2 separate regions of the Homo sapiens genome follow, and region 2 is linked to region 1. Evidence: chromatin loops called from intact Hi-C (ENCODE). Cell type or tissue: PC-3. All regions are shown on one strand.

The links. Hi-C counts contacts between places; a loop is a spot of excess contacts. Peaks named below come from ENCODE experiments on the same cell type or tissue, not always from the same donor. Only the 100,000 strongest peaks of a DNase experiment are listed, where the experiment ranks them.
Region 2: it touches region 1 in a loop (1.9-fold over the local background); 1 of 110 quality-filtered maps calls a loop at or near these places.

The regions. Positions count from the first base shown.
Region 1 is chr5:158,854,181-158,856,680 of GRCh38, reverse strand. All of the region lies in intron 6 of EBF1 (EBF transcription factor 1), which reads left to right. Among named protein-coding and RNA genes, the nearest start is that of EBF1, 240 kb to the left of the region's middle. In PC-3, no CTCF peak of the experiment used is centred here; a DNase peak (open chromatin) is centred at 1,010; H3K4me3 peaks cover 431 bases; H3K27ac peaks cover 2,165 bases.
Region 2 is chr5:158,978,900-158,981,399 of GRCh38, reverse strand. The region is part of intron 6 of EBF1 (EBF transcription factor 1); the gene reads left to right. Among named protein-coding and RNA genes, the nearest start is that of EBF1, 120 kb to the left of the region's middle. In PC-3, no CTCF peak of the experiment used is centred here; a DNase peak (open chromatin) is centred at 1,189; H3K4me3 peaks cover 763 bases; H3K27ac peaks cover 909 bases.

The sequences.
Region 1 (2,500 bases):
TGGATGGGGGAGCGTAGGGTTGCTGTGAGGACTAAAAAAATGTACTAAATGTAGTATAAACATTAGCTATGCTTAACTCATTATTATTTTTCTAAAGCCTAGCACTTGGTAAAGTATTCAGTTAGGCTACTTTGGAGCAATCTTTCCTTCTAAAAGAATCAACCATCATCAAAGGAAATTGGTATTCTGAGTCATCTTGGCTAAGAATCACCACACCACTAGAGTGTGCAGGCAAACTTGCTTCCATAATTCAAGGAAACATACATAAAATCCCATATTTTCCCAGGCTGTTCACTTTGAGAACAATTTATCATCATTATCTTTGTAAGAGAAGAGCCTTCCATATCAAAAATAACACTCAAAACACTCTCAGCGTTCAGGGAATGGTTTTGGAAGTAGACTCATTGAGAGGGAACACATACTAGGTTCAAGCAGACCCAGTGCTCTCTCACGACACCTCTTGGCTTAAATTGGGGTGCGGGATTGTGTCAGGTTTCTCTCAGAGGCCCCTCTCTGACATCTGGTAGCCATCAGCAGAAGAACCCCAGAGACAGGGATGAAAACTCAGAGAAGAATTAAGGATCTCTGTTGTAGCCTGCTATACCTGCCTGTAGCTTCTTCTTTTCTTAAATTTGAAGACTCTCTACTTTGTTTTAATAAACTATTGTTTTATGACATTTTTATTTATATCCTCCACTTTGTGTGGCTCTTCCTGCCATGCTTAAGAATCTAGCCTGGAGTCAACTGAGAAAGACATTGAAGAACAAGTGCGTGTGTTTGGAGCAGGGCAGGGGGTGTCCCACCATGGTCTCGTTTCAGCAGGTGGGTCCTTAAGTATTGCTGGGGCAGGATTTGTTTTCATGTGTTATGCTACAGATGACCAGAGGTGCTGGGGAGAAAGTCCTGATGCATAGTCACTGTTATGAGTTAGAAAATTCAGAAAGTTGAGAATTCATCAGGCGTTCATTTACTTACTTACTCATTCACTTAGCAAATATTTGACTGCCAGATGCCAAGCACCGTAATAGGATCTGGGTATGACGATGATGGGGAATGAGAGGGGGATCACTGAGGTAGGATACAGGAAGACATTCCTGGGGAGATGACATCTCAGAGACCTGAAGGGTGGGAGAGAACTAGGGCCAAATCCCTCCAGGACCCAGGGTGGGGAAGAGCTTGGCATTCTGTGGATGTGAAAAGTAGCCCCCATGGCTGGGGTGCTCACGAATGGGAACTAGAGGCTGCCACTAATCAGCTGGGTGACCCTGACCATGTCACCTGATTTCTTGGAGCTTCAGTAGACTCATCTGTCAAATGGAAGTGACTTTATCCACTCCCTGTCATATACTTCAAGACTTTTCGTGAGGATCAGTTAAAGAAAAGTTAGAAATGATTTTTTAAAGTGATGCACAGTTTAAAAGGTATAGCCTGTTTTTAAAAAATTGTTATTGATTTAGTGGAAAATTATTGCCTATAGAATTTAGCATAAGTTTGAATACCTGTTTTTGATACAAGGAAGTTTATCCTCATTAATACCAGAAGCTGGCTCTTATCACGTGGTTTTACTTTTAACTCGCTGCAGGGGAAATCAGTGAGTTCTATGCTAAGATTTTGCTCTCTGTTATGAACAATATTTTCTGGGCCCAGATCCTGGTTCTTTCACTTATATGTGACCTGGGGTTCTTTTACTGATTCCCCTCGCCTCAGTACATTCATCTGTAGATGGGAATATAGTAGGCCCTAACATTAAGGGGTGGTGGTAAGAATTCATTAGAATGAATGTGTAAATGCCCAGTGCCTGGCATGTGCTGACCAAAATGGGAGCTCTTTATGTGAAAATGGGAGTGATTCCCATGCCAACAAGGCCTGGCCAGATTCAAGGGTCCTCCCATTAAATGTAGGAAGGGAAAAAACTTGTTTGTGCTGGGTTTGATGGCGTCTTCTTTCATACAGAGAGTTCCAAATTGCTGACTTTTGAGGCCACAGTCTCTTTAGAAGCAAGGAGGAAGGCACCGAGTCAGTTGTTTTGTTTCCTGCATGGTTAATTGGTTGTAAAATGCTACTAAAAGTTACTGCTTCTGATTAAATTAAGTGCCCTGGGAAATCCAGCTGTGAACAGGTGGGTATTGGAGGTTTTCCCTGTGTCTCTATTCACTGTCTGTGGACAGCCTCATGCTGGTAAATATGCACTGCCTTCACTTTTGCTTCTGGGACCAGATGCTTTTCCCAACTTCTCCCTTCACCCAACCCGTCAGCTGCCAAAGGTCTGGGAGAAAATCAAGCTTGACTACATCTGAATTTCAAGTGATGCGATCCTTAAAAATAACCAAACAAAACATGCCATTGCTTCAAAAGCAAGAACTATGTTTGTTTTTTAATGAGAGGAGTCCCATTTAGTGTAGCCACAGGGGTCCTTGTTTTGTTATTGTTTTTATTTTAAAATGGGCACAAAGTGACCCTGCCCTAGTCTTGCAGACAAATGACTTGCTGCCACTTTGGT
Region 2 (2,500 bases), 120 kb before region 1:
GTATGCTTCTACTTTCATAACTTTATAAAAAAGCACCTTAAAATGTTGATTTGACATACAATAAAGATCACTTTCCAGTGAAAAGATTAAACTCCCATGAAAACAACCTTCTATTTTTCTAATTTCCTTTTGACTTTATTAGGTTTTACCTGATTTGTTCTTGTCTCAAAACATTTTCCCTTGTTTCTGTAATTGTTGGAGTCATTTTGATGCAAGGATATTATAGTCAGTTTTTTTTTTTTAACATTTGGAAATGGTTAGCTACCCTTGCTGAATATGGCCCATTTTGAGTATTGGTGTAACAAATGAGAAACACCTTATTGAATAGTATATATTCTTTGCTGGTTCCTCTTATCCCCAACTAAGATTTTATGTTCCTCAAGATTTGGGCTTGGTTTTTGTAAACTTTTGCAGTGGTTTTAAATATTCATCATGTTTTAGAAATTAGCAATTATATTATAGCCTTAACCTTATTATGAAACTTACTAGTTTCTTTTTCCTTTTTAAAATAATTGTTTAAATCCCTTGATATAGACAAGGGGAAAAAAATGAGAAGGCATGTCATACTCCAGTTTTTCAGAGTTTTATTTAAGTGTTCTAGATACCAGCACACAAACACCTGCTGTTTTTACTGTTCTGGGTGTCATAGAGACACCTTCAGTAGCAACATGTTTCTAGCAGAAAATAAAACAGATTCAAACTACATTCAAAGGGGGAATGCCATGAGATATTTTCTCTCCATTCTTCCTTTGTTAGTTATTTATATTCACACATCTTCACTTAACTACATTCCTTAGTAAACAGCTTGCGGGGGGTTGATATTTGTTAATGAACTGTCAATAAACACATGTTCTCTCGACTTCTTAAAAAAAGACTATATTGGGGTTGAGTGTGCTGGTTTCCAATTCCTGTTCACGCCATGGAGACAGAGAGAGGAGTCTTGGCTGCGGATCTGGCCTCAGAGCTGGGCACGGCTTGCGATCACGTGGTGGAAGCACAGCTTTTGTGCAGGGAGGAAAGTGGCAGATTTTGATAGAGAGCGTGCCAGCAGTTATTAGGAAGAAATCGGGAAGTGTTTGGAAACAGGGCTGCTAGCATTCCCAACAAAGCTGGAGAAGTCTCTCCAAAGAACAAAAGGCAAGCACACGTTCAGGGTGAGGACTTTCTTCTCTGTTGACATATGAGACGTGAAGTGAGTCAGACGCTGACCCAGGTTTGGAGAGAGGACAAATAATAATATCTTTGTTGAAGGAAATGGGGTCTAGTCATTTTCTTTTCTTCCTCCTGTTATTATTCTTTCTTTGCCTTCTCTTTTTCTCTCTATGGCTGAACATCTCTACTCAATTGCCTAATGAAGTCCTTCTGACTATAAAATACCAACGGAGAAGAACCTCGGTCATTTGCAAACAAAAAACAAAAAACAAAACACTCCCAGTGACTTGTGGGTAGAGGAAAGCAATGATGCTGCAAGCAGAGAGTGAACGCAGGGAAGGGGCCAGAGAATGACCTTTGCATTTTGGGCACCAACCTAAAGTACAAATGAATAAGAGAAACTTAGAACAGCCTTAAATAAAACTATTTATAATTTGATTAGCGTTATTACTGCCTTCTCTTCACTTTGAATCAAATTATCTCAAGAGCAACAATTCTGGAAATTTTTGCTTTAGAAAAAGAAAAAAAAAGTTGAATTTCCCAGTATCCTTGTCTGCTTTTTTTTTTTCCTTAAAAATTTCATGCATTGTTAGGGAAGAAAAGTCTAGTCTAACTCACAAATGCATCCTTATTCTCATGTATATTTGATACCGGCCCCAGTCTAATCTGATAAAGTGCACTTTGCCTGTGGTGTCTTACAATAAGCTGGCTGCATTAGTGCCGGGAAAAATCAATACCGATTTATAATTTACCATCGCAAAAACCTATCACTTTTTATGACCCTCCATCCTGGCTCATTAATATTACATTAAAACACACACACCCACTGCAACAGGGGGAAATTGTAGCTTGTCAGGTTTACAGCCATAAAGAAACCTTTAATTGGGCTTAGTTTGGGAATTCAGGCACAGATTTTGTTTATTTGTTTTATTTTTAATGTATGATATTTACCTTAAGTGAATTTTAAGATAATGTGTAATATACCTATCTATTTCTCTGAAAAGAAAGGAGAAAAGCATGTCGCAGAAATTCTGACATCCACTTTCATATAGATCTTATACATTTTAATAGTCTCTAATAGCATTCTTCTCTGTTTTCCTATAGTCTCCAAACCTTTTTCACTTTCTTCTTTTTTCTCTTTGTGTGAGTGTGGATTTCTTTATGCTGAAACATTCCAGCTGATGGTATTTCTCTTATCTTTTTGGCTTGTCATAGTTGATATTTATCCTTCCCACCTCAGATCAGGAAGAAGCTAAATGCCACCTTTTGCATTGTCTGTCTCTCAAAGAAAGGATGCATATTTGATTTTTCTTCTACACCGAATGGAGAATATTACACTGACCCTGCT